Regions from separate parts of the Mus musculus genome. Here regions 1 and 2 are each linked to region 3. The links are chromatin contacts, found by POLR2A ChIA-PET in ENCODE. All regions are on one chromosome and are shown on one strand. The core of a region is the stretch at or near the end of the contact, and the rest is flanking DNA. Distances in the headings are between cores, read along the strand shown. Region 1 holds the start of Slc30a1 (solute carrier family 30 (zinc transporter), member 1). Region 2 holds the start of Flvcr1 (feline leukemia virus subgroup C cellular receptor 1). Region 3 holds the start of Ppp2r5a (protein phosphatase 2, regulatory subunit B', alpha).

Region 1 (4,209 bases), core at 129-2,628, 510 kb before region 3:
AGAGGGCACACCTGAGGAGCTTCTCTTTCTCCTTTCCCACGCACCACCTGAACTTCCAAACATGTTCCTATGCATTGGAGAAGGTAAGCTGCCTCCGTAAGTAACCTAACCAGATACAAGTGGCAAGAAAAACTGGAAGATACACACAATGTTAACATCGAGGGTGGTAGGTTCTTTCTCATTTCTTTTCAACACTTACCTTCCAAATTACCATCAAGCACACGTGCTCAAGATGAAAAACGCTCGTTAAAACCACGAGAGTAATACATCACCACTGGGTCGAGCACCATTATGCCAACCCGAGGAGGTGAGGGTGCAACGTGCCTTGGCAGGTCCCTAAACAGTGATTTTCCGGATTAGGTGGTCGGTTCAGGGAAACACACACTCCCGTTCACAAAGGCCGCCTTTAACCAGGGCCCACACACCCCCAGCACATCATTATCAAACTTGTTCAGTGGGCACGAAACCACCGCGCACCTGGGCGCGGGGCGTGGCACCCACCGCGGTCGCCAGGGGGCGCCTGTCCCGAACACTGTGGCGCTCACCTGCCTGGTCCGCCTTCAGCCCGTTGGAATTGCTGGTGTTGGCCACCAGCGTGTTGGTCTCCTCCTGGTCCGGCGCCCGGCCCGGCGGCGCGCCCGCCTCGACCCCCGCGCGGCCCGCCTTGCGCGCGCCCTTGGCGAGGTGGCCGTGGCCGTGGCCGTGCGAGTGGCCGTGGCCCGCGCCCTGGCCCTCGCCGCTGTGATGGTGGAACAGACAGAGCCCCAGCACGTTGACCAGCAGCCCCGCCACGCCGACGCTCAGCACCACGAGCGGCTGCTGCATCTCATGCGGCTCGATGAAGCGCTCGACGGCTTCCAGCAGGATGGCGAAGCACAGCCCCGTGAGGAAGATGGCGTTCACCAGTGCGCCCATCACCTCAGCGCGGATCCAGCCGAACGTGTTCTTCTGCGTGGCGTGAGTCCTCCGGGCGAAGCGCTCGGCCACCAGCGCCACTACGAGCGCCAGCACGTCCGACAGCATGTGGAAGGAGTCGGACAGCATGGCGAGCGACGCGGTCACCCGGCTCACCACCACCTCCAGCACCATGAACATGAAGGTCAGCAGCAGCATGCACAGCAGCCGGCCGCGGTTGCGGCCCCAGCAGCCCATGGCGGCGGCCTGAGGCTCGGCGCTGACGCGGGAACGGGAGCGGCGCTGTGGGGAAACCGCCGGCCGCGCAGCTACTCAAGCGCCGGCGCTCGGCTGGGCTGGCGAGGCGGAGGGCGCGGCGGGCCACTGCGTGCCGAGGGGCTGCCGAGCATCGGACCGAAGCGCTCGGGAGACGGCGTCCGCGGCGACTGCGCTCGGCCCGGAGGCGTCCGCCGTCTTCGCCCCCCCTCCTTTGCAGACGGTTTACAAAAAAACTTTGCTTTGCACTCGGAACCCCCGTTTTCACACGGACCCGAGCGTGACAAGGCCCCGGTGCCCCGCCCCCCAGGCCCGGCTCGCCTCCCCATTGGCCAGAGCTGCCTCACGACAGCCCCGGCGTCCCGCCCTTCCTCGGCCTCTATTGGCTAGCGCGGCGGAGGGGCGGGAGGGGGCGGGGCGCGGCCGCGGGAGCTGGGGGCGGGGCCTGTGCACTGGGGAGCCGGGCGTGGGCCGGGGGCCGCGGCCGGGTGCAGCGGCGGGCGGTACGGGGGAGGGTGGGCGCGGGCCGCGTGCAGCGGTGGGCAGGCGGCAGGGCGGTGGCGCCGAGCCCTGGGGCGCAGTGAGCAGTTGCCGCTTCCCGCGGTGCGGGTTCCGGGCCGCGGTTCCCCTTTGCCGGCCCGGCCGCCCCAGACTTTGATCCTGGGAGCTGGGTGCACGTGGGGGCGGCTGGGTGACAGGTCGGCGCCCAGGAGGGGCGGGGAGTGTGGGCTGTGCGGACGGCGGCGGGGGCGCGGCCGCGGCCGAGTGAGGAGCTGAGTTAGGAACTGGTTGCTAGCAGCACAACCTTAGCCTCAGGAACACTTTCCATCCAGGGGTCACCCGCACGGCCACCCCCCACCCCTCCCCAGGGCAACCGTGTGAAGTCAGCTTGTCGCTGACACTCTTAAAGTGTGGAGTGCTGACTTGGGGCGGGAGCCTGCTGCGTGACTTGGGCAAGTCACCTAATCTCGCTACACCTGTTTCTTCATCAATACAGGGAAGGGTTGGGCAAGTGGAACTCTTCTGCTTCCTTCTAGCTAAAATTCCAAGGCTCTGTGATTTCACACTATTTATAGGTTTTTAAACCTCCGAACCCTTGTGTGGGCTGTTTGGAGGGGGAGGGGCGACCAGAATACAAAAGAAGATGGTGGGGAGGCACGAGGAACCAAACACCCTTGCTGAGTTGGCTAAAACTCTATGGAGTTCGTCCTCCAAGCGAGAACAGTGGATGTGTGCACATCTATGTGGGTAAAGCCCCCCACACCCCAATGGAGGCTATAATCATCAGAGAGGCCTCTGTTGAGTCGCCAAACCTGCCTTTCGAAGGACCCTCTGGGTACCAGCTATTGCATTGAGATATTCATGGCCCACTGTGTTCTTTTGCATGAAAAAAATTTCCTTTTGGCTTTTCTGAACAGTTTCTGTGAGTAAACCCTGGCTGTGCTGGAACTCCCTCTTTAGACCAGGCTGTCCTTGAACTCAGAGATACAGCTGCTTCTGCCTTCTGAGTGCTGGGATTAAGGTGTTCGCCACCACCGCTCAGCGGAAAATCCTATTCCAAGATTGCCTCTCACTTTGTACACCTTGTTCTCATCCCAGCACCCAGACTGGAAAGCTAGGCGGGTAAGAGAATAAATAGAACCTGGTGACGGACTGGGTATTGGGCGGCAAGAGAGCTAAAGGGGAGGATTAACAGGTATGTTTCGAAGCCGGTGAGGGAAATCCTGCCTTAAGTGGCATTTCTTGGGAAATGGGAAAACAGTGAAATCCACTTTGAGATGCTGAATTTGAATAAGCATGATAGCAGGGCTTAGATTGGACTCTGGAACTCCAGTAGTCACCCCATGCGCACAAAGTGGGAAGCACAGCTTCAAACTTTCTCCCAGCCTGCCTATATAGAAGTCTAAATTTGGAAGGCACTTAAAGTATCCTTAAGTCACTGGGCAGCTGGGGACCGTTTTGCCTCCTACAATGGCCCTTTATTGAGACAGATTCCTTTAAAACAGTGGTTCTCAACCTTCCTAATGCTACCCTTTCATTGCTACTTCACAATGATTTTGCTACTGTTACGAATCTGAATGTAAATATCTGTTTTCCAATGGTCTTAGGCAACCCCCATCTCCCCATGAAAGGGTCCTTTGACCCCCGAAGGGGTCGTGACTCACAGGTTGAGAACTACTGCTTTAAACACTAGGTAAATAATAAGGCAGGTTTCCCTTGCCAACTGGGTCTTGCCCCCACAGGGACTAAACAGACCAGCCTGGAAGATGTTTGAAGATGTTTCACCATAAAAACCATTTCTGCTTCCGACAGCAGCCACAGCTGAGGAGGCTGTCTCACATTCAAGCTGTCTCCCAAAAGGCTGCTTTATTCCCTCATCGCCTGGTAGAGGGTGGGGCAGCACAGCCCCAAAGTGTAGAGAAGTCACAATGGCCAGCCAACTCAACTTGCCTGATAATTTTCACATCCACGTTGATTAAATCTAGCACACTTTACTTTTAGGTACTGTACACTCCACCCTCTGAACTTGACACTCCTGGGGGGAACTCCTGGTAGAATCTTGGAGGATTGTGAAAGCCCCAGACCTGAACAGATATTGTCAAAAATCAGTGTAGCTGGGTGTGGTAGTGCTTGCTTTTAATCCCAAAGGCAGGAGAATCTCTTGTGAGTTAGAGGTCAGCCTGATCTACACAGTTTCAGGACTGCCAGGGCACATAGACTCTACTTTAAAAAAAAAAAAAAAAAAAAGTAAGACCAAGAAGATGGCTCGGCTGCTAAAGGTGCTGCACAGAGCTGGTGGCCTGAGTTTTCCGCATGGCGGAATGAGAGAGCTGACTCAAGTTGTCCTCTGACTTACACAATGCTTTTTGGTTTTTTGTTTGTTTGTTTTGTTTTAAGTTTTAAAAATCATTGTATAAAGTTGGGCCTTGCCTGCTAAGACCCAAAAACAAAACACCACAGACCATGTGAGCATGAGAGTGCATTTGACGTCAGCTGACCGTAAGTCATGTCCAGTGTTCAATCTCAAGGGAAAACACG
Region 2 (4,472 bases), core at 1,699-4,198, 370 kb after region 3:
CACACACACACACACACACACACACACGAGGGGGGGGGGGATGCAAGAGCTTGGATCTGAACCCTAGCCTTTGAAGCTTTGTATTTACCACCCCACACTAGATTACTAAACAAACCGAGAAAGCATACCACGTACCAAGCATTGTTCAATCCTTTAATCATTACAGTAGTCCCAGAAAGGATCCTGACATCCTATTACAACACAGCTATGTTAAGTGCTCAAGGTCACACAGCTAGTAAAAACTAAAGGTAGATTTTAGGTCCACATGGCCACTCATGGTGGTACATGCCTTTAATCCCTGCACTCAGAAGGCAGAAGTAGAAGGATCTCTGTGAGTTTGGGGCTAGCCTGATCCTTATGGGGAATTTCAGGATAGTCAGGGCTACGTAGAGGGACCCTGTCTGGGGGAAAATAAAACAAAATAAAAATACATAATATGGGGCTGGAGAGATGGCTCAGAGGTTAGGAGCACTGATTGCTCTTCCAGAGGTCCTGAGTTCAATTCCCAGCAACCACATGGTGGCTCACACCATCTGTAATGACATCCAATGCCCTCTTCTGGTGTCTCTGAAGAGAGTAACAGTGTACTCATATAAAATAAATAAATCTTTAAAAAATACATAATATAATATATACAACATATCACACACATATATATTTAATATGTCATGTATATATATATATATCACCCACATAGCCCCTCCTTAGTTATGATGTCCTTTTCCTCTCCCACAGACTCCCTAGGTAATAAATAGACTTTGTGTATGGTTACAGTGTTATAAACAGAACTCTGTCATGTGCAAGAAGGGCACATGAGAAGGAGAGCAAGAGTAACATAAACATCTGCAGGGAAAATCAGAGCTGATCGACCATTCCAGAAACCTCGGGAGTTGTTGTCAACCAACTCTTCTTGTTAACAAAAGAGAGGACAAATGCCCTTTAAGCACAAGGAGCCTAAACAAACAAGAACCCCTGATTCCATGCAGGGAAGAGGTTATCTGTCAGATCTGGTAAGAGATGATCTCCAATTCTCACCAGATTATAGGGAAATAATATCTACTATATTTTTCCAGTTTGGGACTTTTGAAAGGGAGTCAATTTGCAAGTAATCTAAATGACTGGGCAAGGACAGAAAGGTACCCAACATTCGACCCCTGGCTCCCCTTTCTGAACATTTGTGTTTTTAAAACAGTTTGGGCTGGAGATGTAGCTCAGGCGGCAGAGTGGCTCTCTGGTATGCAAGAAGTCTTGGGTTTGCCTTCAACACTGCCTAACACTGAACCTGATGGCACATGCCTGCAATCTCAGTACTTGGGAGGCTGAGGCAGGAGGAGCAGGAGTTCAAGGTTATTCTCTGCTCCATAGTGAGCTCCTTAGTTTAAGGCCAGTCTAGGTTATTTGAGATTCCATATGGAAAACAAAACAAAAATAAGTAAAAGAAAAACAAGTAAACAAAAGTCTCCAATGCAATCCTGTTTTGTTGGCCAGGCTGCCAGGTTCCCTTTAAATCTGTGGGCCTGGATGATTCTTCTGCCTTCGCCTCCAAATAACTGGGACTACAGGCGTGTGCTCAGCTTGAGCATGTTTGTTTGTTTATTTGTTTGTTTAGGAGCCTTCACAGGCTCCACAGTCCATGAGACCATTAACATCTCTGAATACTTAAGATAAATTTTGTTGAGCATTAAAAACACAATTCATATTTTTATAAATTCACAAAATAAACGTTTTGAGCGCAGATTAAGTCCATTGGGTTCCTCATTTAGTTTTTTTTTTTTTTTCAGAGACTCAATAATCTAATTCAGTTACTCAATAATCTAAAACAACCTCCAAAGGAACATCTACAAAGCCGTGCTGGGAAGAACTTACAGGGTTTCCCTTCTTTTCTTAACATAGTGTGTTTGTTGGGGAGGGCACCTGTGTGATGGTCAGAGAACAACTCTGCGGGTGCTGAAGAACTGAACTCAGGTTTGCCGGGTTGTCAGAAAGAGACGTTACCCCCTGAACAGTCTCGCTCTATACGAGCCTCACTTTTCCTAAAGAAATGAATTAATTTACAAAATACTTTGTGGAGCTATTCACAGCATGGGGAACTCCCCAGCGGCTGTATCACCATAGACAATGCCTTGTCCCTCTGCACCCTCAAACTGTTAATAGTTCTCCTATCTCCCCATGACTAAAGGTTTATGGGCTTGGTCTTCTGCAGGTCCCCTGCAGCCACTGTGAGCTCATTAGCGCCAGAGTCATTCCAACACTCAGGAAGCAGAGATAGGTGGATTTCCATGAATTCGGGTCAACCTGCCTACAGAGTCCCGGGTGACACCCTGTCTAAAAAGGAGGATCAGAGGGAGAGAGAGTGAGTAAATCTTAAGTCCTGGCACCCCGTGTTTGCACGCACAGCTTCCCAAAGGGTAGCAGGCTGACTTTGTCTAAGGCCCAGTAGGACCCTGATGCTTCCGGAGCTCTGCCCTCATCCGGTCCCGGGATGTGCAAGTACACGGTTAGCTTATGCACAGACTTTGGTTACTGGTGGGGTACAGGAGGCAGGCAGGGGCTGCACCTGTCCATTACCTCCTTCAGTCCTCTGCGTGGATGGAGCCGCTCAGCTCAATCAACGCAAAGGCCTGCTTCTGAGGAAGCCTCTTTCTTTGGGCGGACGGAAATGCTTTCTGGCGCTCTCCTTCCAAGATAACCTGAGGCTAAACGCTGCGGAGCGAGCGCAGAGAAAGGCCTGGCAGCTCCAGCAAACCACAGCGTAGAGAACGCCTGCCTTGGGCTCCTCTTACATCTTCACAAGCTTGACCCCGCCCCTCTTCTCGGCAACTCCCCGATTGGTTTTCTGGACTTCCGAAACGCTCAATGATTGGATGGAGGGTCGCACTACGCGATACGAGATGCCCTGGGGGCGGGGACTGCCGGCAAGAGCCAGGCGCGGTGAGCTCTGCTTCACTTAGTCAGCAAGCGGCGCAGGCGAGCGCGCTGAACCGGGTGGGACCTAGGAGCCGGCGAGGAGCACTAAGGGGCGGCGGGGCGGGGAGCCGGGAGGCATGGCGCGGCCCGATGACGAGGTGGGGCCGGCCGTGGCGCCCGGGCACCCGCTGGGGAAGGGATACCTTCCAGTGCCCAAGGGCGCCCCGGACGGGGAGGCGCGCTTGGTACCGCAAAACGGGCCTGAGGCGCTGAACGGAGGCCCCGGGCTCGGCCCGCTGATCGCGGGAGCCCAGGGCGGGCCGCAAGCCCTGATAGCGGCGGAGGAGGAGACCCAGGCCCGGCTGTTGCCCGCGGGCGACGGGGAGGACGTCCCATGCCCCGCGTGTCCCCCGCGCACAGCGCTGTCGCCGAGGCGCTTCGTGGTGCTGCTCATCTTCAGCCTTTACTCGCTGGTGAACGCCTTCCAGTGGATCCAGTACAGCAGCATCAGCAACGTGTTCGAGGACTTCTACGAGGTGTCGCCGCTGCACATCAACTGGCTGTCCATGGTGTACATGGTGGCCTACGTGCCCCTCATCTTCCCGGCCACCTGGCTGCTGGACACGCGAGGCCTGCGGCTCACGGCGCTGCTGGGCTCCGGCCTCAACTGCCTGGGAGCCTGGGTCAAGTGCGGCAGCGTGCAGCGGCACCTCTTCTGGGTCACCATGCTGGGGCAGATCCTGTGCTCCGTGGCCCAGGTCTTCATCCTGGGCTTGCCCTCCCCCGTCGCCTCGGTATGGTTTGGACCCAAGGAGGTGTCGACGGCTTGTGCCACAGCAGTGCTGGGCAATCAGGTAAAGACTGGAACGTCTAGATAACTGGGATCCTTTCAGGCTGGTAGGAAGTCATAGGCCGGGCTGGGGCAACGGTCTGTGGGTAAAGTGCATACTATAGAAGCGTGAAGACTGGGCTCCAGCACCACGAGAAAAGCCTGGCACGGTGGCTCCAGGGTGTATTCCCAGCCAGCACTGACAGGTGAGGAGGACAGCTCCTGAGAAAGGACACCGAGGTTGCCCTCTGGCCTACACACAGGCGCACACACGGGCACGCTTGGAAACTGGCGGTAAAAGAGATCTCAGGTGTTTTTGTCGCCACTGCAGAAGAAAGGTCTTGAGATCTGGAAAGTTTGTTTCCATGTTAAATGTCCTTGGAACAGCCCTGATTTAATTGTATTAGTATTAGTAGTCAGCCCAGCTTGGCACCTACTGGTCACGTATAAGTGAATGTTCAATAAATGCTCCGGTGATAAAGACTTGGCAGTATTACTGAGTCCAGCTATTAGTTCTTAACCGTGAGACAGTGGAAGGCAAATCACTGATCAAGAATGGTTAGTGGGATAAGTCAAGGCTTCCTTAAGAAATGATCTTGTTTTTTTCTACCATCATAAATTCAAATGCCACTAGAATAACAGAAATAATAGTAGGTAAAAGGTTTTTGTATGTGATTTATTTATTTAAAACGGTCTCTTCCACTGTGTAGGGCAGGCTGGTCTGGAAATCACAGTG
Region 3 (4,390 bases), core at 1,637-4,136:
CATTCTCGTGAAATTGCTAGTATTCTGTCCCCCCTCTCACATCCATTGTCTTTACTATAAATACCACTTCCTTGCCTTGTAGACATTTACTATCACTTGTGGGTGGTGCTGCGTTGAACCCAGGGCCTTGTGTATACTAACAAGTGCTCTACCTCTGAGCTATATGTCCAGATCTCTATACTAGAGGTGATTGGAGAATTGTGATTCCCTACTTCTCTGCATAACAATAGAGAGCTTATTAAGAATAGGTGTCTAACCTTTTCCACATATTTTCTGATATTCTGCATCAGACTAGAGGTCCAGGATTCTGTGTGTCAAATAATAGCCTCGAATATTTTTTTTTTGAAATAAGGAATTCGGTAACCACACTTTCAGAAGCTATTGATAGCTGAAAATTATATTGTTCAATCCTGCCTATCTATTTCAGTAGATGCTAAGTGCAGTTAAGTAATCCAGTTCCTGCTTTCTTGGTGCTTCCAAATCTTCAGAGAAGGAGCACACTGCCATCTGGGGTGGCAGGTCCTGTGAAGGATATGAATAATACATACAATCAGAACACCAAGGGAGGCATCCATTCAGGACAGATAAGTGTGAATAGCTCCACAGAGGGTAGGTGTGTATCTGGGCTCGGAAGAAAAAACAGGGTTCAACAAACGGGGATGAGATGGATCATTTCAAGATGTTGGGACAACTGTAAGTATCAAGAAAGAATGACCACTTTGTGGAATACTGTACCTTAACTAGAAGAAGAAGGGGAGGAAGAAGAGAAGAAAGTATTCTTAGTGGGGTTTGTGCCTGGCAAGTCAGGAGTCAGACTGAATTTGAACTCTATTCTGTAGGTACCAGGCAATAAGACAAAGAACTACATGCAACTAAGGAAAAGCTGAGAACTGGAGAGACAGTCTTTCCCAGGGAAGAGCACACTAAGTGGTTATCTAATCCCAAATGGTCACCCCTGAAACATACACATACAGGTAACATTATAAGGATAGAGGTTTTATTTATATACTTAGCAATATATCTATCTTTCTATACATACATACATACATATATACATACATAAACAATTAAAGAAAAAGAGACTATGAATTTGAAAGATGCAAGAACGATGGTTTGGAGGGAAGGGAGAAATGATCTAATTATATTATAATCTGGAAATATATGTAAAAATGGCCTTTTGAAAGGCCAGCTGGCAGTGATCTTGAAACCCTTGAATTATGATGGGTGGATCATTTGCAAATTGTTAAAATAAAAAGCTTTGAACATTATGAGCTAGTCAACTTAATCTGATTGGATGAGAAAGGTCTTTTAGTTGTTGTTGCAATCTGAGCCTCTTTGACTGGGAAGGCTGTATACAACTTTTTATTTTTTATATTTAATTTTATATTAGAAATTTCATACAAGTCTTTTCTGTACATCAAACATATTCCCCTTCCATTAATCCCTTTAATTCCCTTGGACAACTTCTTATGCTTAGCTTTTATTTCGCAAATTCTTGATTTAATGTACCTATGTAAAATCTAGGAATCGCAAGCAAAAGGAAACAAGATATTTATGTTTTTGAAACTGGCTTATTCAGCCTAATATGATTATCTCCAGTTGGACCTATTTTCCTACATGTTATTTCGTTCTTTATGGTGGAAAAATATGTGTATACACACCATATTTCCGTTATACATTCTTCTGTTGTTATATAATTTGGTTAAGCAAATGTTTTGAGTGTAGGTTTAGAACTCTACTTTTGCATACTTCTCGATCCTCCTCAAGCATTAGGCCAGCCTACTTAACCTCCGTTTTTATGTCAAAAGGAAAAGGTGTGGGACTTGCAGAAGAGACTGCAGAGCAAAGGGGGCACTATGGGCAGGCGGGATCACTTTCTGTTGAAGCATCATACGGATGCCCAAAGCTAACATGAGCAGTTCTTGGCTTTAAATATAAAACTTAGACGGAATCTCTTAGGAAGAGATTCCCCAAATCAGCTAATCTGAACTTGACTACAGATGACTGAAGGGCCTCAGCAGAAGAGGTTAAACTTGGGCTAAGTTCGAAACGGGAAACTTCTTTTCAGAGGGCCTAGACTTGCAGAGCTCTCTGAAGTGGTAGAGACGAGCTTGCCCAAACCCCACGCGAGATCAGCGATCAGCGAACCGCGGCGCCAAGACCTCGGGAGCTACAAATGGACTCCCCAACCACCAATTACGCGGTTTAGGACCGGAGAGGAGAAGGCCCGCCCAAGAACGTAGCCCCGCGCTCCGATTGGACAAGCTCATTTCTCTCCCGGGGCTCCTTCGCCTGTCAATCACGTTGCTCTGACACGACCTTGGCCCCGCCCCCGTTCGACTGACGCAATGCTTGGTGTTCTTGGGCACCCCGGCCCTCGCTTCATGTTCTCATTGGTAAGCAGGGCGCAAAGAGAGGGAGGACGCTCTTCTGCTTTCTGAGCTGCCTGTGTAGTTTCCCTCTTAACGCGCTGTCTGGAGAACAATCCCAGCCTGGAGCCTAGCGCAGGCGTACACAAGAGCCGACAGCGGCGCGGCGTTTCCCCTTTCTCCCTCCCGAGAGCTTTCCTTTACAGTTGTGACGCACAAGGCACCCCGCTCACTGCCTTCACTTGCGATTGGTTGTGGCCCGCGTCTGTCACGTAGCCCCTCCCTCCCACCCAGCTATGGACTCTTGATAGACAGCCGGGAGGCCACGCCCCCACCCCCGTCTGCCGCTTAGCCCTGCGATTGGCCGAGGGCACTGGCATGCTTTCCCGCCCCGGCCCCCTCCGGAGACTCCGGAGGCTAGTGGGACCCCGCGGAAGTTGTCAGTCAAACTCCTTCCTCCACCCCCCGCGAGGACCTCCCCCGGGCCGCGGGAGCGCGCACGCACGCGCACCGAGTCCCCCCTCACCCGAACCAGCCACCCTCTCAAGTTGTAGCAGTTGCTTCCCGGGCGTGCTCCGTGGGCGGCCGGTGGGCGCGGGAGGCTGAGCGAGGGCGACGCTCCAGGGATCCAAGGATCCAAGGATCGGGGTACGGGTGGCCGCCCCGGGCGATGAGGGGCCATCGCTGACAGGAGAACGAGCGCTCGGCAGCGGCTCGCGCGGACCCGCGATGGAAGCGCCCCGGGAGGAGGCTCCCGGCCGGGCGGACAGCGCGGGCGGCAGCCGCTGAAGACCTGTCCGGACTCCGCGCGCTAAGGGGCCGCGAGGCGCGCCCGGCGTCCGCACCCGCGCGCTCGCCCCAGCCGTCCAAACTTCGGGCTCGCCTCCGCCCGCCCTCGTCGCCGGGCGTCAGCAACTTGTGCGGCCCGCGCGCCCCCGCCCTCCCCTCCGCCAGCCCCGGGAGGCGGCCGCGCGGCGCGGGGATGCGGCCGTGAGGCGCTGTCGGGTGAGGAGCAGCTCGCGGAGCGCGAGGGCGGCGCGGCCGGGGCCCGGGGCGCAGGGGCGCAGGCCCGCCGTGCCCGTCCCCCGCCGATTGCCCGGGCCAGCCGCCGCGGGAGGCGCCGATCGCCCGGGTCGCCGAGATGTCGTCGCCGTCGCCGCCCGCACCAGTTGCCTGCGCCGCCATCTCGGCCTCGGAGAAAGTGGACGGCTTCACCCGGAAATCGGTGCGCAAGGCGCAGAGGCAGAAGCGCTCTCAGGGCTCGTCGCAGTTCCGCAGCCAGGGCAGCCAGGCGGAGCTGCACCCCCTGCCCCAGCTCAAAGGTAACCCCCGGCCGCCCCTGGCCCGCGCTCCCGGGGCAAGCCCTACTCCCCTTCCCACCTGCGCGCTTGCCCCGCCTGCCCTTGCCTTGGCGATTTCAGGGTCCCCAGAGGTACCTGCGCTCCCTTCCCTCGTCCAGTCTTTCGACTCCCTGCCTCGCTGAGCCTCAACCCTGGTTTTCTCCAAGCTTAGCTAGTTCTTCTCTTTCTCTGTTTGTCCCTCAGTTGTCACATCCAGGGTCCAAACAAACTGCTGCCGAGTTAGCTGGCCTTTAGACGTAGCTATATAGAACTAGCTTAAAACCGGGACCAGGTGACAGATCTTACTGTCTCGTTAGACGTAAATGTTATACCTCAGAAGACCTCGATTGTCTTTGGAGAGGTTATGAAGGAAGAGTAATTTCTTTGCCGTGGAACGGGAACTTGGTTAGCGCGGCTATGCTTCCAAGGACTTTGTAAGGTTTTGTAAGTAATTCAGATTGGTATCCGTGCCTAATGCCTCGCAGGAGTGCTTGGCACTCCTTTTGGCTCTCTTTTCTCACCCGGTTTGGAGGCTTTTCATGAGTTGTTTACTGGCGTTCTTGCTTATTCTTTGAGAATTACTGGCTTTTAATTTAATAATTTTACGTCTTTGCATTTTATGAGCTAGATGTCATTAATGGAAAAGATGTTTATGTTCCTAGATATTTAAGAAATTCTTTG

What was found. ChIA-PET counts read pairs that join two places held with the same protein, here RNA polymerase II (POLR2A).
Region 1: POLR2A ChIA-PET joins it to region 3 with 18 read pairs in embryonic stem cell. The contact joins the promoter of Slc30a1 here to the promoter of Ppp2r5a in region 3. POLR2A ChIA-PET finds 5 or more read pairs at or near these places in 3 of 5 experiments (Patski and embryonic stem cell).
Region 2: POLR2A ChIA-PET joins it to region 3 with 25 read pairs in embryonic stem cell. The contact joins the promoter of Flvcr1 here to the promoter of Ppp2r5a in region 3. POLR2A ChIA-PET finds 5 or more read pairs at or near these places in 4 of 5 experiments (Patski and embryonic stem cell).

What each region holds. Positions count from the first base shown.
Region 1 is chr1:191,903,950-191,908,158 of GRCm38, reverse strand. Slc30a1 (solute carrier family 30 (zinc transporter), member 1) reads right to left here and starts at 1,378. Exons shown (of 2, transcript NM_009579.3): 1 at 546-1,378. The coding sequence starts at 1,152. It overlaps 1700034H15Rik (RIKEN cDNA 1700034H15 gene), which reads left to right and starts at 632. Exons shown (of 5, transcript NR_030669.1): 1 at 632-1,099.
Region 2 is chr1:191,024,666-191,029,137 of GRCm38, reverse strand. Flvcr1 (feline leukemia virus subgroup C cellular receptor 1) reads left to right here and starts at 2,948. Exons shown (of 10, transcript NM_001081259.1): 1 at 2,948-3,761. The coding sequence starts at 3,045. It overlaps A230020J21Rik (RIKEN cDNA A230020J21 gene), which reads right to left and starts at 3,787. Exons shown (of 2, transcript NR_027298.1): 1 at 2,569-3,787.
Region 3 is chr1:191,395,537-191,399,926 of GRCm38, reverse strand. It overlaps Ppp2r5a (protein phosphatase 2, regulatory subunit B', alpha), which reads left to right and starts at 2,886. Exons shown (of 13, transcript NM_144880.4): 1 at 2,886-3,691. The coding sequence starts at 3,511.